Linked DNA regions of Homo sapiens: region 2 is linked to region 1. The links are chromatin loops, found by intact Hi-C in ENCODE. Cell type or tissue: endothelial cell of umbilical vein. All regions are shown on one strand. Each heading gives the region's core, and the rest is flanking DNA. Links, peaks and the distances in the headings are about the cores only.

Region 1 (7,838 bases), core at 1,185-6,184:
ATTAGCCGGGTGTAGTGGAGGGCGCCTGTAGTCCCAGCTACTCGGGAGGCTGAGGCAGGAGAATGGCGTGAATGCGGGAAGTGGAGCTTGCAGTGAGCCGAGATCGCGCCACTGCACTCCAGCCTGTGTGACAGAGCAAGACTCCGGCTCAAACACACACACACACACACACACACACACACACACACACACACTGTGTTTTAGGCCAGGCGTGGTGGCTTACACCTGTAATCCTAGCACTTTGAGGGGTCAAGGCGGGCAGATTCACTTGAGGCCAGGAGTTCAAGATCAGTCTGGCCAACATGGCGAAATCCCGTCTCTACTAAAAATACAAACATTAGCCAGGTATGGTGGCACACACCTGTAATCCCAGCTACTCAGGAGGCACACACCTGTAATCCCAGCTACTCAGGAGGCACACACCTGTAATCCCAGCTACTCAGGAGGCACACACCTGTAATCCCAGCTACTCAGGAGGCTGAGGCAGGAGAATTGCTTGAACCCAGGAGGCAGAGGTTGCAGTGAGCCGAGATCACGCCACTGCACTGCAGCCTAGGCAACAAAGTGAGACTCTGTCTCAAAAAAACAAACAAACAAAAAAAACAAAAAAATATGTTTTGAGAAACAGTGAATGACGGGGGAAATGCTTTTATACAATGGTAAGTGAAAAAAAAGCAAAACACTAAACCTCATCTTATATTATCAACTTTGTGAAAAGAAAAAATACCCATAGGCATGAGTATAGCAAAAAACAACAACAACAACAACAACAAACTGGCAGGAAATATAACAAAATGTAAACAGAGGTTATTTTTGGGTGATGGGATTATAGGTGGTTTTTATTATCCTTTTAGTACTTTCCCATGTCTTATAAATGTTCTACTATGAGTACGCCTAATTTTTCTAATTAGAAAAATATTTTAAAATTGTATTCATTTGTTATAATGAGCCTGTTTGCCTTTGTAATTAAAAATTTTTAATTAAGAAAAAAGTGAAGTTAAAAAAAAATAGCCATTCATGCAACCAGTATTTATGGCACACATCCTGTGTTGGGGTGTAACGCTTGGTTCTGGAGGAACGCCGAGGAAGCAGTGAGAAACATGGACGGTGCTGGTGACTTCATGGACTTATCTTGTTGGCCAGGCAGAGCAGTAAACAAAAAAACACGTCAGTGTGGTCAGCGCATTCTGAGCCCTTCCATGCACCTCTCCCAGGGTTCTGGCAGGATCTTGAGTTCACCAGAACCCCTGTGGGTGACCACCCTGGTGCCTGCAAGCTGAGCCTGGAAAGTTAATCACGTGACCACAGAACAACCAAAGGCTGCAGTGGGGGTTTGGGGGAACGCGCCCGTGTAACTTCTGTGTGTTTCAATGGTGCATGCCGGGGAAAATGTTTGTTAAACACATTACCCTTTAATAAACTATAACTTAAAAGGCAATGGCAGGTTCTAAGTAATCAATACGACATTGTAATAATTTCAAGCAAACAGAGATTTATATTCCGTGCACCTTGGGCAGCAATTACTTTATTCTTCTAACATACTTGTGAGCGCTGCTTTATTTTCACTTAAACCAATTTGCTTTATTGACCAAATCAAGTCCTGTGGCCATAATATCAACCCTTCTCCCAACCTCTAACTCAGCAAATCCAGTTCCCATCAATAATTATGACAAGGGTGGTGATTTCTTTCCTCAAAGCCAAGGCAGCATGGACGAGATCTGTCTAGAGGTATCATTTTCCCATTCTCCCTTCTCCAGGCAGGAGAGAAACAGGCAGGGGGCTTGCCCATGCAGTGAGGCCAAGGGTCAGAAAACAAATCCCAAAGCGTCAAAACGTGAGGACATGGAGGGAGGGAACCAGAAAGGAAGGGAGGGAGGAGTGCAGGAGAAAGAAAGGAGGCTGGAGGAAGGGCATAAAATCTGGGCCATGTACAGCTGGAGCCTCGAGGAAGGTCACTCTGTCCTGCCCAGCACAGCCCCCACATCCCTTTTTTGGCAACAGCCAGTGTGCGGAGGGACCCTGCAACCTCCAGTTCTCCAGGTCGACGTGCCCAGGGCAGGTTGTAAGCAACTTGCTGGGACGTGCCATTAGCTAAAGACCAATGACCTCTTCCCTCCTCCTGTTGGTGCAGCAACTTTGTGCAACTAATCAACTAATTCATTCAACTTCAGAGAGGTAGGCCAAAGCCTCTATGATTGAGTCAATTAATCAAGGACCAGAGTTTCAGGTTTTGGCAATAGTTTTCTTGACCTTTTTTTTTGACTATGTAACTATCTCTCAGAAGCCTTTAACTTACTGCATTTTTTACCCTCAACTGGCCCACGTGTTTCCACTTGTACTCTGGAAGGGCCAGCAATTAGGCCCATACGTCCAGGTTGGTGTCCCTGAGACACAGAGGTGGGCGGTTTTGGGGGGTGAATCCAGCTGTCGTGCAAAGAGGAATGTGCACAACATTTCCTGCACCAGTTACCCATGTCCTTGGAAAGTGTAGACATCTATTGAACTCACAGCCATGGAGCTGAGCTGGGGCCTGGATGCCGGACTGCTACCCTTCCAGCTTCTATTCTCCCCAGCAGGAGCTGCTTTCCTGGGTGGGGGGTGGCAGGATTTCAGAAACTCAGCCAGGAGCTCATGGAGAGACTCCAGGTTAGGGTTCTCTCCTGGTAAAATCTGGTCCCCAAAGGAGCTCACCCTGACTAAACCCTGCCCGTACTCCAGTTCTAATGCTGGGCCCCAGCCTGGGTCCCCAGGGCTGGAATTCCTACGTGTCTTCCATCCACCCATCCATCCATCCATTTCTCCATTCATTCATGCATTTAATTAATTATTCATTGAGTCGCACTTATGCACCAGCACTGTCCCCATTACCAGGTACACAATCATGAACCAGGCACTGTTCTTGGAGTGGGGCCAGATCATGGCAACAGAATCACAGCACACAGAGAAGGATGTACAACGTTGGGTGTGTACAGGGTTCAGAGGAAGCCCAGGGCAGGGCACGACTAACGTCCTAGAAGGTAAGGCTTCCTGGAGGAGTCAGCATCCTAGCTGGGCTCTGAAGGAGGAACAGAAGTCTGCAAGGTGATCCATGCAAAAGTAAGGGACAGCCCAGCAGAGGGCGCTGCTTGATCCCCTGCCTGAATCTCAACTCAGGCCAACCTTCTACCTGGCCCGCTAGTTCTCTGACTCATGAGATGCCTATCAGGCAGTTCTCATGCTGTCTCTGCAGGCACCTTCCACGTTGGCCCTGCCGTCTGGCCCTGCCTTCCTATGTCTGCCCTCATCATTCCTGGCTGGAATTTCTGTGAGATCTTGGAGGTGGGCAGACTCCACCATGCATGTGTGATGTAGCCAATTCTGTATGAGAACGATAGCATCCTAAGTGGAGTTATTTTGACACTGTTCCAGTTTGCATAGGAAACAGAGGAATCAGGCTGCATGTGCTGTGCAATGCACAACTCTAGGAGGCGCCATTCCCACAAACTTCGGAGTGATATATCCCCTGGAATGGTTCAGCGCAATAGCCCCAAGAGGAACATTCTTCACTCATACAAAGAAATATGCTACGTGCTTTCTCTTGAAACACATGGCCCACTTGTACTATCTTTCATTTCCCACTTTTGGAAGAAACCTGGGTAGAGGGAAATATTTCTTTAAGAAAAACCACTGTGCAGACACCATAAGAAAAGGCCACTGCTCTTCAGCCTGAGCACTGGGGAGATAGCCTGAGAGGGTGTGGCCTGGGAAGCCAGATGGCCCACGTCCTGTCCCCCAAGGCTGTGGCTGTCCATCAGTCCTGCCTGTTGCAGCCATGTGGGGATTTAGGGCCAGGAGGTCAGGTCTTCTGATTCTTCAAGAAAAGTCATACATCTGGGTTTGCATGTGAAACTCCCAGATTTCTATATGTGGGTTCAAATATGTATAAAACACTGGAAGGCCCGAGGGCTCTGTGCTTGCAACCCTGGCCCTGAGGGTGGCAGGCTGTTTGCATCTGGAGGCTGTGATCTCCGAGGGGAACTCTGAACCATGGGGAGGATGAAAGGGAAGGAAAGCAGGCTGGGACCCCTCTGGCCAGGACATGCTAGAAGGTGCTAGTAGTTCAGCGCTTGGGTACATTTTCAGGAAGTTCAAATGACCGGAAGCCAGGAAACTCCATGCTCCTCCAGTGTCAAAGTAGAAAGGTGGGTTCACCCACACTGATAGCTCTATGCTGCCTGGTCTAAGCATAGCCTGGGGCAGGGCCACCAATGGAGAGGCAGCTGGTCAGCTGGTCACACGCCCTACCTCTTTAAGAACCCCCACCCCTACATCGTAATGAGGCAGACTCAGTTTGTTGGGGTCTGAGGTCTATATAGTTTGTTCATTTTTTTTTGTTGAGAGACAGGGTCTTGGTCTTGATCTGTCATCCAGGCTGGAGTGCAGCAGTGTGATCATGGCTCACTGCCGCCTCAGCGTCCTGAGCCCAAGAATTTTCCTGCCTCAGTCTCCCTAGTAGCTGGGACTACAAGCACTTGCCATCACACCTGGTTAATTTTATTTCTTTTTAGTAGAGACGAAGTCTCCTATGTTACCCAGGCTGGTCTCAAAACTCCTGGGCTCAAGTGATCCCCCCGCTGTGGCCCCCCAAAGTGCTGGGATTACACTGCACCCAGCCTGGGTATTTTTTTTTTAATGAAAAGAATACATAACTCCTTGTGTATTCAGTTGCAGGGGCCTGGAGACAGCCTGTGACCTGGCCTGCTGATGTCTGCTTGCACTGACTCATCACAGCCAATTATACATCTTTCCTCTCAACTTTGCACTCAATGACATCATGCTGGTAGCCTGAGAATTGGCCGTGGTGGGAGTACTCGCACTATGGAGATTGGCAAATGCCACAGATCAGGCTTTTCCCCCTAGAGAGCTGGTTGTTCAACAGCTACCAGCACAACACTGCACGTGCAAATGAGGGCTCCAAGCTTGAGCATCATTAGCTCCGTGGTAAACTTGCCTCTGATCGTAACACATTTATTAGGCAGGGGCCCATGAAGAACAGAGCAGAGAAAAACCTAGAGCCACGACGTCAGACAGGAGGAAAGACTGTTTTCTGAAGTAGAAGAAAATAGGAAAAGACCCCTTTGAGAGGAACAGGTTTTCCCTTCTCAGTTTGAGCTGGGAATGAAAAAGATTTTAAAAAGTCTTTTTTTCTATCCCCAAAAGGCGAGACTGAACCTGGAGTTTCCCTTTGAAAAGTGCATGGTTTGGGGGCATTTGCTGAATAAAATCATCCCAAATTAAAATCTCATTTCCTTCCAGGGGCTAGAGAGTGTGTCTATTTGTCTGGGGCTAAAGGACCTAAATTCATTTTAAGGGAAGAGATTCATCAGTGAGGACGGGCTGAGAAGCTTCTAGGGAAGATCCTGCCCCAGCTCCTGTATCCCGATGCCCTTCAGCAGAGAGGCCTTGAGGACCAGCGTCCCCAGGGTCTGGCAGCCTCGTGGGCTCAGCCCCACCCCATTCCAGCTGGTGGCAGCCTGAGAGTCAGCCCCGCTGTGCACAGACGCCTTTTGGAGAAGGGTTGTTAGGACCTTGGCAGCCAGGGCTGTGTTGCTGCTGTTGCTCGGGCAGGGGCCTCTCTGTCCTGCCCACTCTGAAGCTGGTGGGGCTGCACCTGGCTGCTGGCTGCTCCCAGGGGCTCAAAGCGTCCTTCATGGTGTGGGGGAGGCCACTTTGCCGACTGCCTGGAGCAGGGGCTGTGTTTGCTTGGACTGGCTGCCGACGGGCAAAGGATCACAGGAAAGGTGTCCTTTCCAAAGACAGCCCTGATGCCCCATCCACTCAATCATGCTTCGCCCCATAAACCGTGGGGCAATGCGTCCCTCCTGCTTAGGCCACATGCCTGCGAGCTCCGAATGCTGCATTTCTCAGCTGTGGGGGAGGAGGCGCCCGCTGTAGCCCACAGCTGCAGATGAATGTCACCTGCTGCCTGCTCAGAGGCTGCTACCTGACTGGACAGGGAGCCCCTGCCTAAGCCGAGGGCTTCCTGACCATGCTTGGTCCAGGACGCTCTCTGGAGCAGGTGATGTCTTGAGATGGCAGAGGGACGAGGAAGATGTGGGCAGGGAGGGGGACGAGAGATCAATGGGGGCAGGAGCCACCAGAGTTGATGCCTGGGGTCAGTGAGACCTTGGCCAGCTGGGATCCCTGGGAGTAGCTCAGGGGACTCTTTAGAGGGTTAGGGCTTCAGGCTGCAGGCAGCGGGGCAGCACTCCGCGGGTGGAGCAGAGGGAAGGCCTTGGTCGGATCTGCTATTTAAATGAGCGTCGCGCCTGCCGTGCAGAAAGCCCTGCGTCCACACCTCAGCCCAGTGCACCATGGAGGCAGCCCTTCACACACTCGCTGGACCCAGGGGCCGGTGTCCCAGCCCCGTCCCTGCCCCCAGCAGCCCTGCCCGGTCCTAGTTTTGTTCCAGAATAGGGAACCCTGGGCTAGAGCCCCTGTCAAGGCCTGCCCAGCTCCAGTAAAATCATGATCCAAATTCTGGGATCTCCAGCTGCCTGTTTAAGGACACCCAATGGTCACAGACTTGGGACTAGGATGCAGAGAAACCGAACCCACAGCAAAGGGCAGGCTGCAGCGGCAGGGACGCAGAGTGAACCCAGGGGCAGGCACCTCCTCCCCGTCCTTTGATTTTGCCACAAAGCCCCTCCCTGCCGCTCACCCTGAAAGTGCTGAGTCAGTTGCAGTTACTTTTTAATGAAAGTGCAGAGCAATTTATTTTGCATGAGAATCTCCAACTATCTGCCCCTCTGGGAGCCAGACTGCAAGGGGTGGGGAAAGGAGCTGTGGGGTTTTATGAGCCCTGTCACTTAATACACACGATGACGGGGGCTGGAATGTCACCTCTGGGGGCTGCCATGTCACCTCTGGGGGCTGCCAGGGATGCTTGGCCCACTCTACCTTTGTCAGCGTTTAGTTTAATGCCACGAGGAGGTTGTTATAGCCCAAGTCTATACATAAAGGATTTACAATTAAGGTTATTAGCATCAGGTGGAACCTAAACTTGGCAACCTTGCATTTCATGCACAGAAATAATCGTGTAGTGCATTTTGTTCTGATTCAAACAACAACAGCAAAAAGACCGGAGCTCACCCACTGTGGGCTTCCCTTGCTAAAACATTTTCACACCTGTGGCAGCGCCCCAGGTTCCTGTGGGGTAGAAGCCTCTTTGAAAGGTGCCTGTGGGTCTCAAAGTACAGGGACTGGCTGAGGTATCACCTCCTGGGGTCATAGGTTGTGTCCCAGGGTGGTGGCCACAGAGAGGTGACAATACTAGGTGGCTGTCTATTAAACCTGCCAGGTGAGGTTCAGGAGGTGTGGTCTTCAGCCAAGTCTCCTGTGTTTGCATCAGTGACATATTCCAAGGTCTTCTCCAGCTTGCAAGTGGCCACTCGTCTCCAGTCCTGCACCCAAGAAAGTGCTGAGGTTTCCCGGGTACAGAAGCTGCACTGAGAAAGCGCAGCTTTGCCCATCTCTAGCGGGTGACTGGGCCATGCTCGCAGCCCAGACGTCCCAGAGCCCCTCCAAGTTTTACTTTAGGACCATGTCACAGGGCAGGTCCTGAGCCCACATACTCTGTCTGACGTAAAGATTGAGCCTGCCCCTGCACACCAGCAGGCTTTCTTCAGGAAAAGACCTGGGGGTGGAGGCGGGCGGCACTCCCTGGGCACTGCAGCTTCCCCAGCCCAAGGAAGAGCTCCCAGCCCTCAGCAGGCATCGCCCCAGAGGACCGGGGGCCCTGCCAGGGGTGCCTGACTTCAGAAGACACATGCTGGCCAATCAGAGCCCCTTGTCACCAG
Region 2 (7,838 bases), core at 1,533-6,532, 220 kb before region 1:
CTTAAGTTATACCAGTAAAGTAAAACTTTTTTTTTTTTTTGAGACGGAGTCTAACTCTGTTGCCCAGGCTGGAGTGCAGTGGTGCGATCTCGGCTCACTGCAACTTCTGCCTCCTGGGTTCAAGTGATTCTCCTGCCTCAGCCTCCCGAGTAGCTGGGATTACAGGCACGCACCACCACGCCTAGCTAATTTTTGTATTTTTAGTAGAGATGATGTTTCGCCATGTTGGCCAGGCTGGTCTTGAACTCCTGAGCTCAAGTGATCTGCCCACCTCAGCCTCCCAAAGTGCTTGAATTACAGGCATGAGCCTACCAGGCCCAGCCTCAAGTAAAACCTGATAATACTCAGGCAGAAAGAAAATAGTGTGAAAAAACCAGTAATCAGTTATTGCTATATTGTATAGGTTGAGAGTCTGGAATGGCACATATGGTATAATAGCAATTTAAGAAAACATTTATATTTACCACTTCCAAGCAGAATCATTTCTGAGTATTCTGCAAAGTTGATACAATCTCTTCATAGAGAAGATGCTCTCTTTTAGAAGAAAAGCTTTATGATGTTATCAGTAATACTAAAAAGAATTATAATCTTTGAAAACTTGCTTACTTGTCTGATTTACTTACTACATATACCAAGCCCTAGCTTGGTCCTAGTGTGATTTTTATAAATGACAGTGACAAACAGTGTATCTCTAAAACTGTTGAATCTTTTTTTGTTAACAGGCACAGTTAGAATACATTGCTATGTTCATGAGTAGATCCAAATATCATTTAGTTTTAAATTTTATAATTAAATATACCATGGATTAATTTGGGTCATATTACAGTATAGAATTGTACATCACTATAGGTCCCTAATTTTGGACATGCATACTTGATAAATAAATGGCTTTTTAAAAATTGAAACATGCTATAGTCTGTTCAATTTTTAAACATGCAATATCTATACTAACATCCCTTTGGCTGGAAATGCAAGGCATGCACTGATGCCAACTTCGCTTCTGGACATGCAATATCTGTACTTGTGCAGACCTATCTGCTGAATTTCTGCAGCGTGTGCATGCCACTTCAAATGCTACATTTTCTTTCTGCACTAGCACAGACCTCATTCACAAATATGCGACAGTGACTCCATCACTGATGAGATGTCTATAATTTGAGGAATTCTGAACTCAAAATCTGATAGCATAAACACGACGATGTTATACATTCACAATTTTTCTCGAATGAACAGGAATGCTTTAGAAATATTAAGTTCATCATTGAGATGAAATAAAAAGGAGAGTGAATTATAAGCCAGAAATGTTTTATGTGGTTTCATACCAAAGAATCTATAATCAGCTGGTCAGGGGAGGTATACCCTAAACATTTTTCTTTTAGTTAAAATGGTCACATTTGTTTTTGCAGTTTTTTCAGTTTCTTTCAGAACTAATTAAAAAGTTAAGTTTTCATAAGGTTTTAAAGTTGTCAAGTAAATACTCTATGAAATTAGTGATGGCCTCACAGACCACGAGGTTAAGGAGAGGTGCATGTCCACGTACAATGTCTACGCAGGAAAAATGAGAACAATGCAATTTTCAGATATATTTTCCAGGCTTCCACAACTCCTGAGTTAAAGTGGAGAATTTAGTTCTTAGCTTCATGATAAAGTTATCATAGTATGCTAGCATTATACATGACATCAAAATGACTTAAATGGCACAAACATTTTTTACAGAAAGTCGTTCAAGGAGGAATTAGAAAAAAAAGGGGAAAATGAGAGAGAAAAAGTATTAAATTCCAATAGCTATACAGGTTACTTAATATCTGTTACTTTATGTAGTCCTCACAACACTGCCATTAGCTCCAATTTGTAAATGCAGAATCTGAGATTTATAGGAATTAAGCAATCTGCCCCAATTCACACAGTTAATAAATGGCAGAACAGGGAATTGAGTCCAGGTTTGTCTGACTTCCAAACCTATAGTTTCAACATTTCACTGTCTCTAAAAATATCTCCCAGGATAACACAGAAGTATTTTAAAAATCATATTTTATTGTTTTTTCTAAAAGACTTTATAAGAAACATGCATTTGGAAAATTTCCATGGTATGAGATGAAATTAACAACAATTACATTTTCTCAATTCTAAGGTGTCATCTTTTATAAGACACTATATTGATTTTATTAATAAAAAACATTCTTGGTGGGGGAAGACCCTCACATAAAATGTACTTATTGATTTTACAACACAATTATTTAGAATCCTAAAATGTGTGAAAAGAATGTGTGTAAGAATCAAGGGAGATTTTTAGCTTTATTCTCCAATTTGCAATTTATGGACCATATAGATGTTAACTTACCTCTGAAAGTTAACATGAAATTGAGAGGCTTACTATCTGCCCTAGTGAAATCATAAATGAAGTTTTATGTTACTTGAGAGTAGATTATTAGGATGAGACAGTGGGGCTTAATTTTTGTTTTGTTTTAAATCAAATGTCAACTGGATAAAATAATGTTTGAATGTTATATTGCCTCCAAAGAAACAGAAAACAATTATATCACCAAAGTGATTTAGAATAACATATACTAGAATTTTAAAACAAATTTTAAGAAATAGATGTTTCAAATCAGAGTGTTTCAAATGGCTAAATTTATGATCACCTTGTTATTAGTTAAGGACATGAATGATTATTCAGGCAGATGTTAAAAATAAATCTTTACCAATGAGAAGGATACAAAATAGAAGTTTAACCATTATTATCTCTGGGTGATTCTCCTTGGTTATTTGTATTTCCAGAATTCACTACAATTAGTATGTGCTGCTTTTGTAATAATAATTATTCCTGCTTGTTAGCTTTTATTTTCTCCACTTATTTAGAGAGAGGGTTGACCAGACTGGAGTGCAGTGGAACAGTCATAGCTCACTGTGGCCTGGAATTTCTGGGCTCAAGCAATCCTTAGCCTTAGCCTCCTGAGTAGCTAGACTACAGGTACACATCACCATACCTGGCTAATTTTAAAATTTTTTTGTCTAGACAGGGGATCTAAATATATTGCCCAAGCTGGTCTTGAACTCCTGGCCTCAAGCAATTCTCCTGCCTCAGCCCCCAAAAGTGCTGGGATTACAGGCATGAGCTGCTTGTTAGTCTTAAAAAAAAAAAGTGAATTAGATCGTTTTCTATCTGTCTGTTACTAATCTGTCTTACAAATGCTGTGTTCATATTATATAAAAACAACTGAAAAATTCATTGGAAGGAAAAAAATTCAATTTTGTAGACTGAAACCAAAATCAATGGACTGAACTGGTTTCATTAACATTACCTATGTTGTAAGCAAATTTTTCAGTATACAAACTTGGTAAATATAGACAAGAATTTTTGAAATTGGAATTAGACTTGAAAATCCAGGACCTGTGGTCACCATATCTATAGAACTTGGAACACAGGTGCATGATAAACTTTTGTTATGTTACACACACTTAGCTAAGGGTTACTGAGTGCTCAGTTCTCTTAAGGAATTACAACTGTTCGACTCATTCAGGGCTAAGAAAGAACTGAATCTAAAAATGTCCAGGCTATCTAAAAAAAAAAAATTATAACTGCACTTACTTCTAAATTCACTTACACAGAAGACAGGCAAAGCAGTCTTCCCTGAGCTCATAGAGGCAATGCAGGACAGAAGCTACAGTTCCCACAGCGCCAGTGCTGCCCTCAGGAGAGCTGTGCGGCCACATTTCTGACTCCTATCAGTAACTTGCAAAGTAGAACTCTTATTGGCTCAGACTCACAGTAATTAGAATAGCAAGACTGACCTGTTACCATTCAGCTATTAACATTAAAGACAATCCCAGTATTTCCCCAAGCATTCTAGGCTGAGAATAATCACCACTCTGGGATACCATTGTAGTCTCAATTCCCCCTTCCCAAAAAGTTGCATCGTAATGTACTGAAGTGATGTCGTAAGCAACAGCACTGAAAGCCAGCAAAAGCCCACAGGGTTTACTTCCATCAGACGTCCAATGATCATTTATGAATCAATGAAGTAGGCCTGCTTCAGAAACTTGTAGCAAACAATGGCTCCATGGGTAAAGCGTAAGGCAAAGCTGCTTCATTACATCTACTCAGTGATGCTCAGCCAGAGAAATGTCTCATGAGTCAGTGGAGTTCAGCGGGAATATTCTCGCAATGCTGGACGTCAAAAATAGACAGGGCAGCGGATGCGGCTTTCTGATTATTACCTGTTGCTTTGAGAGCTGCAATAGCTTGTGGGGAATTTAGGAAAAGAGAGATCTTGCCATTTTCCAGAAATCTCATTTGGATTGCAAAACAAAAAAGACAGAGAGGCCCAATAAGAATGACACAGAGCATGTTGTCTGCAATTTAACACACACCACTGTGTTCCAAAAATATTCATTTCCTAAAAGAGGCAAGTGAGACAAAATTACTTTGAAGATTTAAAATACATCCATGATGACACATCCCACATTCACGTCTTACTTCTCATGAACACATCGGGCCACTTAGAAACTATGCCTCATGCCAAATTGAGCTACGGAAGTGTGAGAACACATTTGTTGACCCTAGAGCACTGTTTACTTCTCAGTACACTTCCCCGCATTGTTAGAGAACTGTCCCTTGGATAAAAGTGTACATAAAACAGCCAAAAGTGTAAGCGTAATTTTCAGAACTTGGTAATGACCCAGTGCAGCTATGACCCGGGGCTGTTCTCAGAAGCACACAGCAGAGCTGCTCTGTTGAGACCCCTACTTACCAGCTTCTGGCAAAGTGTTTGGAAACCCGGTTCTCAAATAAAAAGAAAATATGTTGTTTGAAAATATGTGACTAAAAAGTGTTATTTCTTCTTCCTCCAATTAAGGTTTTGTTCCAGTAAAATAACTGCACCTGCCTTTACTGAACACAGGTGACTAGGCCAGCAGTTTATAAGAAATAGGTTAATTAAATACTAGCATTCCCACTGCTTTTAATAACACCCATAGTGATTGTTACAGTTTATAAAGCCTTCTCACAGAAATAGTGTCTCGTATCGGGAAAGGAGGAATTTGTCTAGAAATTGCTTTTCAAAGAGCGGTGTCACTCATCTATGAGAACACTTTCTACTATCCACGAAAAATAAATGTCTTAGAGAAGTGGAAAGACATTTTCTGTCTAGAAAAACAGGCATTTTAGTTTTTATTTTTTTAGGTCAAGCAAGTCTCAATACCTTGAGGATAAATCTGTTATGTAACTGAACTACCTGCTAACATATGAGGTATCTTGGTTTTTCTCTATGCAACTGAATAATATCCTGTTAGATATACTCAAAATCCAAATGAAAGTATCTTTTCAGCATATGTACTTTAAAAGTTTCTTAAACCTTAAAAATCCTTCAGTCATTTGCTGAGAAATCACTTTTGTTAATTTAAATAATCTCTTTGTGTAGAACAAAAGTTCTCTCCTAAACACAGCTATTGTGTCCAAGACAAAAAACAGAAAAACAAAAAACAAAACAACCAAAAACCCTGATGACAGTATCGAGAGTTTGTTAATTTCACTTTAAGTTACTGGATAAATTAAGAGGTAGGCCTGAAGGAAAGGGGGATAAAAGTGAGCTGTACTCAGTGAAAAATATTTGGTGCTTTTTCTTAGCCTTCCCCAAGCAAAGACTAAACATTTCAAGACACAAGTGGTATTTTCTGATTGCTCTGCTGCTGGAATTTGTCTGTCGTGTCTTAATTCTGCCTTTTTAGATCTCCCCCTGCTCCACTGACGTAGGAGTTTGGGTCAGTATTAGTGTTTAACAAATACTGTCCCATAAAATTTAATTCTGTAAGTTTCCAGATATTATTTTTCTTTTCTTTTCTTTTCTTTTCTGGGACAGGGTCTCACTCTGTTGTGCAGGCTGGAGTACAGTGGCACTATCATGACACACTGTAGCCTCGACCTTCTGGGCTCAAGCAATCCTCCCACCTCAGCCTCCAGTAGCTGGGAAAATATTATTTTTCAATGTATAAACCATGTTTTAAATATGGAATACTTTACAAATTAACAAAATAAGTATATTATCTTTTTTTTTTTTTTTTTTTTTGAGACAGAGTCTCGCTCTTTTGCCCAGGCCGGACTGCAGTGGCGCTATCTCGGCTCACTGCAAGCTCCGCCTCCCGGATTCACACCATTCTCCTGCCTCAGCCTCCCGAGTAGCTGGGACTACAGGCGCCCGCCACCGCAACCGGCTAATTTTTTGTATTTTCAGTAGAGACGGGGTTTCACCATGTTAGCCAGGATGGTCTCGATCTCCTGACCTCGTGATCCGCCCGCCTCGGCCTCCCAAAGTGCTGGGATTACAGGCGTAAGCCACCGCGCCCGGCCCAAAAATAAGTATTTTATCTTAACATAATTTCCACGACTATAAATCTTCCTCAGAGAATGCTCTGCCTCCCAAGACTAATTTCAACTTGGGGATTGTTAGAGGGAGTGCCACTGTGACTTCTCCGATGGAAGAACGAGGGAGAGAAGATCTTATTGGCAATCATACAAAGCCATATATACGCTATTCCTTGGTTCACAGAGTTAGCTAAATATCACCAGGATAGAAGGAACCTTCTCAGCCCCTATCTCTCAAACTTGCATAGATGTCGTGAGGCATAAGGGGTGTCATGAGATTCCAACTTTCCATGCATGAGTAGGAGTTTTAGGAGTTCACAATAGAATGCAGCAGGCATTAAAGAAATTGAGGTTGGGATTCTGGTTTGCATTGAAAAGCACCTTCTGAAAATGTGCTCTTAAAAACGGTCATTAACATACCAGAAACTAACAAGTTTCAAAAACGCATAAGCAACCACCTCCCGTAAAAATGTTGTCCTTGCAGCAGGTGATATTAATTGCATATAACATGCATGATACTACAAGTTGTAGTTGAACTGAACACTAGGGCATGCATCTATTCTCTTGGAGGTTTTTTAAAATGGAAAGAAAGATTATCTATATATATGCAGAGGGTGAGAGGGAATAGAGGGAGAAATGGAGATTTTTGTCCTCTTTTTTTCTTACATTTCAAAAAAAACGTCTCCGAGCCAGCTCTATCACAAGGGACCTGAAATATTTTAATTGAGAACAATTCCTTAAGTCTAGAGAGGATTAATTAGTTAAGTTTACGTAAGAGTATAGCTGCTTTTTTCCCCCAAAAAACAAATTTTTCCTTTAGCAATTATTTATAGTTTTAAATAAATGAGCCTTTAAATCTTTAAAATTTTAAGGCTTTTTAGGCTTTTCTCTTTTTTTTCTTTTGAGACAGAGTCTTGCTCTGTCGCCCAGGCTGGAGTGCAGTGGCACAATCTTGGCTCACTGCAACCTCTGCCTCCCGGGTTCAACAGATTCTCCTGCACACGCCACCATGGCCAGCTAATTTTTGTATTTTTAGTAGAGACACGGTTTGACCACGTTGGCCAGGCTGGTCTCGAACTCCTGACCTCAAGTGATCCGGCTGCCTCGGCCTCCCAAAGTGTTGGGATTACAGGCATGAGCCACCATGGCCGGCCCTTTTAAAGCTTTTAAATCTAGGGTTAAGGTCATTATTAAGAAGAACTTATAAAAACTAAATTCTTCTATCATCAAGTTGGCATACTACAACCTGTGGGCCAAAATCTAGTCCAGTATCTATTTGTATAAATAAAGTTGTATTAGAACACAGCCATAGCCATTCATTTATGTGTTGTCTGTGGCTGCTTTCCTGCTACATTAAAAGAACTGAGTAGTTGGGACAGACCATACAGCCCACAAAGCTTAAGGTATTTACTATCTGGCCTTTCAGAAAAACATTTGCCAACTTCTGGGTTAAAATATAATAAATAAAGATTAGCAC

What was found. Peaks named below come from ENCODE experiments on the same cell type or tissue, not always from the same donor. Only the 100,000 strongest peaks of a DNase experiment are listed, where the experiment ranks them.
Region 2: it touches region 1 in a loop (2.5-fold over the local background); 1 of 110 quality-filtered maps calls a loop at or near these places.

The regions. Positions count from the first base shown.
Region 1 is chr1:7,535,195-7,543,032 of GRCh38, reverse strand. All of the region lies in intron 6 of CAMTA1 (calmodulin binding transcription activator 1), which reads right to left. Among named protein-coding and RNA genes, the nearest start is that of CAMTA1-AS1, 97 kb to the right of the region's middle. RefSeq lists an enhancer at 4,110-4,815. In endothelial cell of umbilical vein, for the core only: a CTCF peak has its summit at 3,104 (motif pointing right); no DNase peak of the experiment used is centred there.
Region 2 is chr1:7,757,162-7,764,999 of GRCh38, reverse strand. The region is part of intron 22 of CAMTA1 (calmodulin binding transcription activator 1); the gene reads right to left. Among named protein-coding and RNA genes, the nearest start is that of VAMP3, 10 kb to the left of the region's middle. In endothelial cell of umbilical vein, for the core only: no CTCF peak of the experiment used is centred there; a DNase peak (open chromatin) is centred at 4,629; H3K27ac peaks cover 435 bases.